Regions from separate parts of the Homo sapiens genome. Here region 1 is linked to region 2. Evidence: chromatin contacts called from ENCODE Hi-C data. All regions are on one chromosome and are shown on one strand. The core of a region is the stretch at or near the end of the contact, and the rest is flanking DNA. Distances in the headings are between cores, read along the strand shown. Region 1 has its middle 84 kb from the start of CDKN3. Region 2 has its middle 22 kb from the start of MIR5580.

Evidence for each region. A loop is a pair of places that touch in the nucleus more often than their neighbours do. Pooled maps may share reads with other maps.
Region 1: a pooled map shows a loop between it and region 2 (2.6-fold over the local background). The contact joins two enhancer-like sites. A Hi-C loop is called at or near these places in 2 of 168 maps with a recorded cell type or tissue (Calu3 and HepG2), 7 of 37 single-sample maps with no recorded cell type and 11 of 50 pooled maps.

The regions. Positions count from the first base shown.
Region 1 is chr14:54,309,811-54,315,658 of GRCh38, reverse strand. No RefSeq gene overlaps it. Among named protein-coding and RNA genes, the nearest start is that of CDKN3, 84 kb to the left of the region's middle. Within about 2 kb of position 3,363, at least 3 of the 41 ENCODE cell types and tissues checked have a DNase peak (open chromatin) inside an H3K27ac peak, as active enhancers do.
Region 2 is chr14:53,923,045-53,929,155 of GRCh38, reverse strand. No RefSeq gene overlaps it. Among named protein-coding and RNA genes, the nearest start is that of MIR5580, 22 kb to the left of the region's middle. Within about 2 kb of position 4,200, at least 2 of the 41 ENCODE cell types and tissues checked have a DNase peak (open chromatin) inside an H3K27ac peak, as active enhancers do.

The DNA.
Region 1 (5,848 bases), core at 2,114-4,613, 390 kb before region 2:
TTCCCTTCCTTTACTGAGTATCACAAGGTCTCCTCTTTTGCACCTGAGTGTCTGGACCCCAAAGCCTTTCTCTAAGTGGTGCTCAGGGCTCTTTGGAGTAATTTCGAGGCAGCCAGCCTCTGGGGTGTGGTGGTCCCAGTCTCTGGGCGGTGAGTACTCTTGTCTGTCTCTGCAGTGCCCTTCTCATTAGTGACAAGACTGTATTTCACATTCTCAGTGTATGGTCTCTTTTTTTCCACTTCAAGATATTTGGTATTTAATATCTGTCTCTGTTGCTGGATTAGACACCCCATGAGGGCAAGGACCATGTCTGCCTTGCTCTTTATTATATTCCTAGGGTGTAGCATAGTGTCTACCCCATACCAGGTTCTCAGTCAATATCGATCATTGCTTCTTCCCATTCCTACCAGCCACATTTTGCCTCCTCCATCTTCCAACACCTGTGTAGCCTGCCCGAACTTCCCGAATTTGAAGGGTAAAGAGGGAGTAGAGGTAGAGCAGCTTCTTCTCGTTCTTCTCCTAATTGCTAACAAGCTCTCTTTTGCGGGGTTTGGGGAAACAGTGGAGGAATACAAAAAGTTCCAAGAGAGTCTTTTCCTTCCTCCCCACCCCCGAGCACGCAATCCAACCATTGCATTTAGTCTAGTGGCTATTCTTGAAATCAGCCTCTGCTCCTCTGGAAGTCTCTCGCCCGGCTCCCTATGTGGGCTGTTCTTGTTCTTGGATGCTTGGATTGCCCTTTATCTACTCGCCATCTGTGTAAGGGGATCCTGCCAAGATGATCAGATGTGAACTCAGTGCCAGAAACATTTTAATTAATTTATGGTGATAAAATGCGAAAAGAAAACCATTGAGGAAAGCCTGGGCCAAAGAAAATTAAACATAAGAGGAAACAGAGAAACTGGGGCCGTGTGGTCTTAGAAGGGAGGGCCTGGTTGGCAAGGAAGCCAGCAAACTCTTTCTTTCTCTTGCCCTCTTCACTTGTTTAAGCAACACGCAAGTGGAAAAGCTGCAGAGGACCTTGTGGCAGGGACTGGAGGGGACAAGGGAGATCACTGAATAGCCTGCTATTGGCCTGGACTTCTTGATTAGGGCACTTGAACATGGGTGTGCAGGAAACATTGAGAGCAAGGCTGCAGGGTTGCAAGCCTCCCTGTAACAGGGGCAGCCAGTGTTTCTCAGGTGAGCAGAAGCGGGAAGGTTCTTAAGCTGCAGCTCTGAAAAAGCATCAGCACGTGTTTAAAGAAGTCACTAGAGTAAGTTTGATTTCATTGCAGTCTGGCGTACAGTTCTTAGGGTAACATCTATACTGAGAAAATACAGAAGAAAACTAGTATTAGCTAGCTTTGCCCCTCCTAAGACAAAAACAGGCCAGCAATGTTTATTTGTAGGCTACTGGGTCACTTGACTTATTTGAGATGTCGATTCAATTTAGGTTTCCTTTCTTTTTTTTTTTTTTTATAGGAAATAACTACTCAGGGTTGAAAAAGACAAACTTTTCAGTTAGTCCTTCCCATTGAATTTTAGAAGAAGACAAAAGAAAACACTTGGGAACCAGCACACAAGAATTCAGTCAAAATAAGACATTATTTAATTCAATAATTTAGTTTCTAATGTATTTGCATATTACATGTCCCTATAGATTTGATGTCTCAATCTAACTGGTGCAATTAAAAAAATAGACTCTTAAAAGCAACTGGGAGAAGAATACAGCAGTCAAAGAGAACAAAAGGGGACACATTAGCTGAAGAAAAAGAAAGAAATGAGAGAAACTTCTCAGTGATTTGAAAAAATCTATAGCACACATTACCTATTTGTCCTAATTAAGAGGGAACTATGTAAAATTGAATAAATAAATTTATGTTGAGCTCAGCAGTAGATTATTTATACAGCTGATTTAATAGGATAATAGAATTTTAGAGCTGTGACTTCATACTGTGGGTCTGAATCAGAACTGCCTAGATAGGTTTCTTCTTTTTTTAAAAAAATGTATAGGATTGTGTCGTACTTGCCAGGATTTATGGGGCTGGCCTTGGGATGTGCATTTTGAAAAAGCTAGCAGGTGAGTCTGACGTGCATTCCTATGCATCCGTTCATCACTTATGCAGTGCCTACCAGGGGCCATAATACTATGGTGGGTGCTGGAGACACTATGGTCAGGGAAAAAAGACATGGTCCTTTCATTATGCATGTATGGTTTGTGGGTAATATGCACCTTTTTATTTCCAGCTAAAGACCTGATTACCCTGAAAGTTGAGTGGCCCTTCTCTGGATCATCCAGTTAGGTGGTGGTAAACTGGAATGGAACAATACCCTAATTTCCCACTTCTTATTTCCATATTCTTTCCACTAACTAGTCTTGCTGATTTTCAGATTACATTTTGTTTAGGCTTATATTGAGATTCCAATTGTACTGGAAAAAACAGCTGGGTTTAGATTTAGGTTCAATTCCTTGCTCTACTATGTATAAGCTTTATGATATTGGGCAAGTGAATAACTTCTAGCAGTCTTGGTTGCTGTATTAGTCCCTTTTCATGCTGCTGATAAAGACATACACAAGACTGGGTAGTTTATGAAGAAAAATAAGTTTAATGGACTCAGAGCTCCATGTGGCTGGGGAGGCCTCACAATCGTGGCAGAAGGTGAAAGGCATACCTTACATGGCGGCTGGCAAGAAAGAATGAGAGCCAAGTGAAAGGGGAAACCCTTTATAAAAACATCAGCTCTCATGAGACTTATTCACTACCACAAGAACAGTATGGGGAAACACATGGGAATTATGGGAGCTACAATTTAAAATGAGATTTGGGTGGAGGCACAGCCAAACCATATCAGTTTCCTCATCTGTAAAACAATCATACCTACTACATGCAGGTGGAGGGTAAGGATATGAATATTTGATGAGGTCATATAAGCAAAAGAATCTAGTCCACTGTCTAGCACTTTGGAAGATCTCAGTTAGTGGAAGTTCTTTCCAGTTCTTTATAGGAGGCAACACACCCAAACTTACTGGGTGTTGCTGGGGTGGGGCATGTGGGGAGCCATCCTGGATACTGGCAGAGTGGCCCAGGGTGGTCTTACCCTTTGGAATAGGCCAAGTCAGTGTTAGGTCCCCTTGGCATCGGGTGTATTCTGCCCATCCAAGCAGCAGTGGTATGCATAGGATGCCTGGGGCTGGTCACCGGGGCTTACAGCAAGGAACTGGAAGCCTTTCCAGAGCAAGTCAGAAACTCAGAGCTAGCACAAAGCAGTGGCAGTGATTTCAGAAGCCTCCCACTGAATGCTTTCTCAATTTCCTGTGCAGACCTGTCAGCTTTGCCCTAGGGGCATGTTGTGGTTACATTCCAAGGTTGCCTGCTGCTGGCCAGCTCAGCTTCCTTGGCCACAGCTTGAGTCTTCAGTGAGTTTCCCCACTAGAACAGAAGTCACCACCCAGACTTGTTCCGTGTACCAGCATCAGATAATGGGATTGAATTAGAAAGAAAGAAATGAGAAGAAATTGGTTGGATCAAGGTGGAGGCATAGGTACCACAGCAGCAAGAATCAGATTTATCATGTACTTCTCCACGCTTTTTCAAATCTTTATTATTTAAGAGAGCATATGACCCCTTCTAGGTATATAACCAAGAGAAATGCATGTATGGGTTCACCAGAAGACTTATAAGAGAATGTCCAAAGTAGCAGTATGTGTAATAGCCCCACACCGAACACTACTCAAATGCTCATCAACAGCAGGATGGATAAATACATTGTGTTATAATCACACAACAGAACGTTATGCAGCAACGAGAATAAGCAAACCGTAACTACATGAAACAACATGGTTGCATCTCACAAACAAAATATTACAGGAAGTAATATCAGTAATATCAGGAATACAGTAATAGTAATACAGTAATAGTAATACAGTAATAGTACAGGAAGCCAGATGTGCAAGAGTACATACAGTGATTCCATGTATACAATGTTTGAAAATAGATAAAACTTACCTATGATGTTAGAAGTCAGGATAGCAGCTGCTTTTGGTGGGGGATAGTGACTGAAGGGACATCCAAACGAGGTTTCTGCGGGTGGGGGTGCTGGTGGTGGTGTGAGGTGCTGCTGCTGCTTTTTTTTGAGGCAGAATCTCACTCTGTTGCCCAGGCTGGAGTGCAGTGGTGACATCTCAGTTCACTGTAGCCTCAACCTCCTGGGTTCAAGTGATTCTCCTGCCTCAGCCTCCCAAGTAGCTGGGATTATAGGCATGCACTACCACACTCAGCTAATTTTTGTATTTTTAGTAGAGATGGGGTTTTACCATGTTGGCCAGGCTTGGTCTCGAACTCCTGACCTCAAGTGATCTGCCCACCTCGGCCTCCAAAAGTGCTGGGATTACAGTTGTAAGCCACTGCACCCGACGTAATGTGCTGCTGCTTGATCTGGGTGTTGGTTGCATGGGAGTGTATGGCTGGAAAATTTATTGAGGTGCATGCCTACAATTTGTGTTCTTTTGTATCTATATGTGGAGCTTCAAATGAAAAAAGAACGTAATAATGTCTTTGCACCCTTATCCTCATAGATTGCAGCCTGGAATGGAAGCCTGCATTGTGATTTTTCCACCAGTGAAAGAGTTAAGTAATACTCAGCATTTTCTTACGTCTGGCCCAAAGTAGGCACTCAATAAATATTTGCTGAATAAGTAAAGAATGGGTGCTACAGCACAGTTCTAGACAATCCTGACACCCAGCTGCATTCTTGCCCCAGATGATGGGAAATAAATTAGATTGAGAATAAATTTTGTATCATGATAATAAATCCTTCTTTTTTTTTTTTAAAAAAAGGAAAGGATCATAGAAGCTATTAGGTAAGGATGCCACGGAATTTAAAAAGGTCTCCTAGGGACATTTCTATTATCAGGGATTTTCCTTATCTAAACCATTGTGGCAGACATTTAGGAGGGAAGCCTCAAACCTCCTGTGCGCCATCTGGCTCAAATCCACATGTGCATGCATGCGGGTGTCCTCCCTGGCAGTGGAGAGCAGCCCAGATGTACTGTGAGGGGGGCCTCCTTGTAAGGAGCTCCTCCTCTGTTCCACAGCCCCTGGGAGGCCTTCATCAGGTTCAGTTCAGTTGGATCTTTGATGTCATCTCCATGTGAATGCTGCATGATCATTTTCTCTTGGTCTTTGATGAACAAAATGTGAGGGGAGATGTTTGACCTGGGGGCATGGCTTGTGGCAAGACAGGAAGTGCCTCATCTTGTTGGGGTACATAAAAGGGCAATTAAAGGGTACCGCTAACAAGTACACACCTACTCACGGGTCTGCCAAGACTCTTTCAGGAAGTGTGACAGGGCATGAGCACAGAGAAGAGGGGCGGATCTGAGGCAGTGGCGACTCAGATTTCCCTACCTCCAGCCCGAGTGGAATCTTAATTCAGTCCTCCACACCCTCTAGCCAAACCCGAAAATCAGGAGGCCAAAAGTGACAAGCGTTTGAGAGACAGCTTAAGCTACATAAAAGGCTGGTTGAAGTCATTTTCCCATTAGAAGATTGTGGATGGGGAATGTACAAACATGCATTCCAACATAGACCAGTGCTGTCCCCATTAAACTTGGATTTCGCTTCCTTTTTTAAGGCTCAGGAAACATTATGCCACACAAGTCAAATCCAACGAATAGTACAATATTAAGAAATGTGTACCTTCTGAAACCAGCTTCCAAAGATGGGACTCTTGTCTGTAAAGATAGCTGCCCTTCCCTTGGCCCTGATGAGAAGGACTAAGAAGCCTTGGTTTTAGGGAGTGACTTCAGAACTGGGTTCTTTACACCGGTGTTGAGTGGTGGTGAGCTAACACACTTGGATGGAAC
Region 2 (6,111 bases), core at 2,951-5,450:
TGCTATAAAATTAAATGACCCCTCAACTTAGGTTCTACAGTGTATACCCTTGAGGAATCACCTCTCTCCCCCAAGAACCCATTCCTCTAAGCCTATATAGCCCCCATTTATAAACCTATGACCAGGGACAATGTCTTGTCTGTATCCTCAGTGGTGAGCAGGGTGTCTGGTATATACTAGGGGCATACTTAGTCTTGGAATAATTAAAGGTAATGGAATCCATTTGATTTGAAGTCTGTGTTTTTGAAGAGATCCTCTAAATTGTAAAAGATGCACTTTACAAGTTTTTATTTTTATTTTTTTTTTTTATTTTAAGACAGAGTCTCACTCTGTTGTCCAGGCTGGAGTACAGTGGCATGATCTAGGCTCACTGCAACCTCTGCCTCCCAGGTTCAAGTGATTCTCATGCCTCAGCGCCCCCAGGTAGCTGGGATTACAGACATGTGCCACCATGCCCAGCTAATCTTTGTATTTTTAGTAGAGACAGGGTTTTGCTATGTTGGTCGGGCTGGTCTCAAACTCCTGGCCTCAAGTGATCCACCCACCTTGGCCCCCCAAAGTGCTGGGATTACAAGTATGAGCCACTGCGCTTGGCCACCCAGCTTTTTAATTAATTCTTTTTTTTCATGTGTGTGAGCTAGGTATAAGGCAGCATGCTGAGCATTATGGGTGATGCAGAGAAGTCCTAGAGAGAATTAATTCCTGTTGCCAAGGAAGGAACAATAATCCCATGGAAACTACATGCCCACCTTGATCCCATGCCCCCTATAACTCCTACCCTAATTCTTCACTCCTAGTCTGGTTTCCCCCACCTTGGACTCACCCTTTATTTCTCTTCTCTCTGCATTCTGTACCCTGGACTTCATGCAATCTGCCCTTGGTGAGATGACCACATTGTGAATTCAGCAGTCATGTTGTAGTCCTCTGAACCTTCATTTTGTCTCTGAGAGCGTTTGACACATGGAGCCATGTCCTCATTTTCCACTCTGCTCCTTTCTACTTCCTGGCTGCACCTTCTTGGTCTTTTGTTTTTTGGCCAACATTCCCTTCCCTTACCAAATCTAAGTGTTGGCTTTTATTTGGGCTCTATCTTGGGCTCCCTTTCCTCACGTTGCTTTTCTGGCAATGTTAATCATGGGATAAAAATCAGAAACACCTGGAAAGTTATATATATATATATATATATATTTTTTTTTTTTTTAAAGCTACACACATCCAGACCCCAGAAATTCTGATTTATTGGGCCTTTGGTGTTTGTATTTTGAGACAAATTTCATGAGTATTTCTTAGTACATCCCTTGTTAAGAACTATGACACATGCATGCTTTCTCTCTCTCTTTTCCTCCCTCTCTCTAGTGATCTTATCCTCTCCTAAGGTGTCCATACAGTGATGACTTCCAAATCAAAATTTCCATCCCGGAGCTTGCCTTTAATACAGATCACTATATACAATTGCATTTTTGGGTAGCTCAGAGGCTTCTCATAAAATTCAACGTATCCTAAATGAAAATCATGACTTATTTCACCAAATCTGCTCTTCCTCCTGTCTTTTCCATTCCAGTAAATGACATTGTCATTTGTACATCCAGAAAAATAGGCATTCTCCTTAGTTCCTTCTCCTTCATTTCCCGTACCCAACGAAGCACCAAGTCTTGCCAAACCTGCATTCTATATGCAATTGCTGATTAGGAACCACATTTTTACAACAACAACAACAAAAAAGCAATTTCGGATGACTCAACCTAATACTTATCAACTCTGTTTACTTTTCCCTATTCCAATGATGACATGTTGGTCCAAACACTCATTCTTGGGATGGCTGAAATGCCTTTTGTACTGGGCCCTCTGCATCTGCCGTTGGCCCCCTTCTTCCACTATTTAACTGTCTTCAGCATGATTTCTTAAAACATGCGGCCCTAATTACATCATCCTTTCATTTATAACCATTCAGTGGGCTCTCAATGCACTTGGCATAGTCTAAAATTCTTAAATGGCTTGGAAGCCCCTGTATCATCTGGTCCCTTTTTTCCTCTGCTGCTTTATTCTAAGCAGTATTTTTTTCTTCCACTTTCTTCTATGGCCAAATCTCACTGGGCTTCTTTAGGGTCCTTCTGGTTTCAGAGACTTTGTACAGGCAATTTCCTTGGCCTGGTACACCCTTGATCAAATTTTTGTTTGGGATACTTCTTGCAAATCCCTTTTATCTCAGCCTAAGCATCACTTTTTCTGGGACACTTTGCCTGATGCTCCCCTATTGTGGTTGAGGGCCCCTATTATGTAGCCTGAAACTGTAGTCCTAATTTCTCTTGTTATTCATTATGTAAATAATTCATTATTATTCTGCAATTGTTTATGCAATAACTGTTTCTCTGTGAGACTACACCTCCATGAAAGCAGGGACTACATTCCTGCTTATTTTCCCCTGTGCTTCCAACTTTTAGCACGGTGCCTTAAATTTGGTAAGCTTTCAATGTACATGTATTGAATGCATAAATAAGATGGGAGTTAAAAAACAAATATCAGAAAGTATTTTGAAACATCACAAGTGGAAGCTTGAACAAAGCACAGTGGATATTGAAAGAAAGAGAGAGAGAGAAATTATCCTGTTTTTTTGTTTTTACAGACAGCTCCTCTGTCACCCAGGCTGGAATGCAATGGCATGATCATAGTTCACTACAGCCTCAAACTCTTGGACTCAAGCGATTCTTCCACCTCCACTTCCCAAGTGGCTAGGTCTACACGTGTATGCCACCATGCCAGGCTAATTTATTAATTTAATTTAATTTAATAATAATTTTTGAGACAGAGTCTCACTCTTTCACTCAAGCTGGAGAGCAGTGACACTATCATGGCTCACTGCAGCTTTGACCTCCTGGACTCAGGTGATCCTCCTACCTCAGCGTCCCTAGTAGCTGGAACTATAGGTGCATACCACCATGCCTGGCTAATTTTTATATTTTTGTAGAGACAAGGTTTTGCCCTGTTGCCCAGGCTGGTCTTGAACTCCTGGGCTCAAGTCATCCTCCCACCTCAGTCTCCCAAAATGATGAGATTACAGTTGTGAGTTGCTATGCTGCCTAATTTGTGTGTGTGTGTGTGTGTGTGTGGTGTCAGGGTCTCTAGGCTGGTCTCAAACTTTTGGCCTCAAGCAGTCCTGCTGCCTTGGCCTCCCAAAGTGCTGGAGTTACAGGCATGAGCCACTGAGCTGGGCCCTGGTTTTTTAATTGACAATTTTACACAGAAAGTGATATTTGTGTTGGCAGTTCACAGATGGTGCAGTTTTCCATGGATGGGAAGTGGCATTCTAGGCAGTGGGAAAAACAGGAGCAAAGGCATAAAGGTAGAATAAATAGAGTAAGCTTGAGGAATAACCAATGATCCAATCGGCTTGAGGGTAAGGCATTTACTGGGGAGGTCATATATGTTCTTGAGAAATAGAAGAAGGAAGAGCAGAGCAGGGAGAACCTATGGAGTTTAAACTTGAAATTTCCAGCCATGATCCAAGCAGTGTTCTGAGAAAACTGATCTGGCCTTGGTGTGCAATGAAAGCTTTGGCACCAAAAAACTAGCTAGGAAGATTGCAGTAACCTTTGGGAATGATAATGAGAGCCAGAGCTTGGGTTGTTGCAATGGGAATGCAAGAAAAAATGGACTTGAGGGTAAGATTACAGAAGTAGCACTGCTGAAAGTTTGATGACCGATTCCAGGACAGCAACAGAAAGAGACCAGACCACGACGACTATTAGGTCCAAACACTAAAAGAAACACAACGCCTTGGCAAACAACGTCAGAATAGCCACCATTAGAATCTAAGGGAGAATTAACGATTGCATCAAGTGTCCATTCTGCAACAGCTGCAAGAGTTCATTCATTAGGCAAATACATGCACCCAGATTCCCTGCTTTCTGTCCAGTGTGCATTCTGCTGGCACCTACCTATGAGTAAGTAGTTGAGGTGATTTGTAAGCTAAGCTGAATTTTAGACTGGTGATTTTTTAAATGTAGTTTTTTTTGTTGTTGTTTTTTTGCATTTTTTTTTTATTCTTTTCTTTTCCCAGGCAATTCTTATGGTTCAATCCACTTCACAGGTATGCCTCAGGCTTCCAAATGACTATTTCACATTTGCTATGTAAACTAGTGACTCAATATGTTGCTTTAGAACCAGATACGTGTGGTTTTGCTTCACTTGAGGAATTCAGTAGAGAACATACTTCGTGTCAGCAGAAACCCTCGTAAATCTACATAGAGAAGGACATGAGTAAAACTTCCTTTTATAATCACGTGGCTGCATGGAATTTGTTTCCTTTTCTTTGTGGAGAAGCACTGGAGTTTTCTCTAAGACCTCAGAAAAAAGCTTATTTGTGCTTGTGAACTGATTTTGAGAAGGGACACCATTGTCATATTTATCTTGAATTTGCTCTTCAAGATTAGAAAATAATTGAAAAAGAAAGTAAAATTCTAGGGGTTGTTATTGCATTTTGTATATGAGATGTATGCATTTTCCCTCTAGACAGGTACTCTGGGGAAGCTGGCCAGGGAAAACAAATAAGACGACATGGCCTTACACAGTTTCTCCTGCACAATGGCTGAGCTTCTGTATCTGGCCCTAGGTATGTAAGCTATGTGTCCTGAGATAGGAAGCCTTCCAGAGCACAAAAATGTGGACAGAAGAGTTAGGGAAGATATATAGATAGATATGTATGTATGTATGTATCTAGATACATATCTATATATATATGTGTGTGTGTGTGTATATATATAATGGTGAAAGAACATTTATACCATTACAATTTCATCTTGGATAGAGATTAAGGTTTGAAAAAATTTCTACAAATAGCATCTCCTGGCTATGTAGGTTTTGGCTCAGAGAAATTGGGGTTGGTGAGATTAAGTGAAAGGAGATAAATATTAAGGGAAAGTTTTCAGATGGAAGGGTTTCTGCTGAAGCCACCTGCCCAGTTTGCCATAATGGACTCAGTGGCCTGGCAGAACCTTTATTTGAATACTTTGGTTGGATTGATGACCTTTTGTGGCTTTTGTGGTATGGAAAAAACACATAATTTATATTTTTCTGAGTGGAGTGCCATAGGTTTCTCTACAGAGTCCTTGGCATCCTATTGTCTCATGGTCATTATAAGTTAACCTGGGGAGATTGTTGGACATACATGATATTTGAAACAAATTTAGAACTTTTAATGTTCACTTTATGTATGCTACATTATAAAATTTTCCTAAGAAGATAATATATTATTGGTCTATATTTATACTTCAAATACAAAGCATTTAATAGTGTCACAAGGGTACGTAGTTAGTATTTTCATAGTCTTTAAAAACATGTTTTATTTCTGGCCTGAATAACACTATTCCTTGTGTGTGCATGTGTGTGTGCTTGTGCACACCCTTACGTCTGAAATTTGTTGTATTTTGGGTGACTTTAGAAGACTTTTGAGACCACTCGTCATGCCTAGTGATCAATGCATGGGGACTGCATATCCCAGAGTACACAGATCTTGGAATTGAGGTTGCCACCTTTGGGTTAAGAGTAGCCTGGTGTTCCATTCCCCATGGCCAAGTATTTTAATATGTTTTACGGTGAGTACAACTAGAAAACATTGCCTATTTAATTTATAGCTGACACTTTCTTGGAAAGGAAAGCTACAAGTGAACATGTGAGATCAGAATTAGACTTCAGAGTCATTTTGATAGGAGCTGCAGAATTAGCAGAGCAAAACTTTGTTCTATGGCAAATGCATCCCCAGGTTGTCAGAGCATTCCCTCTGTTTCCTGCTTTAACTCAAACCTGGCTGCTCCCCAGGCTTCCTTCTGCTGGGGGCCTTCCCAATGCAGGCTGCTTGCCCAGGTTTCTGTTCACTTCCCACTTGTCCTTACACAGTCGTGAAAAGCCCCGTTCCTCTGAGGTCATCTCTATCCGTCGCTGTTTTCTACTGACCTCCGTCTTCTGATCACTCTTCTCTCACTTTCTACTGACCACTGATGGCTTTGGCATGCTCCTTTTTCATTCTTCAACAAATATTTGTTCTTCTCCTTTTTCCCTATCATGATTAAAAAGATGGGCTGGGCGTGGTGGCTCACGCCTGTAACCCCAGCTACT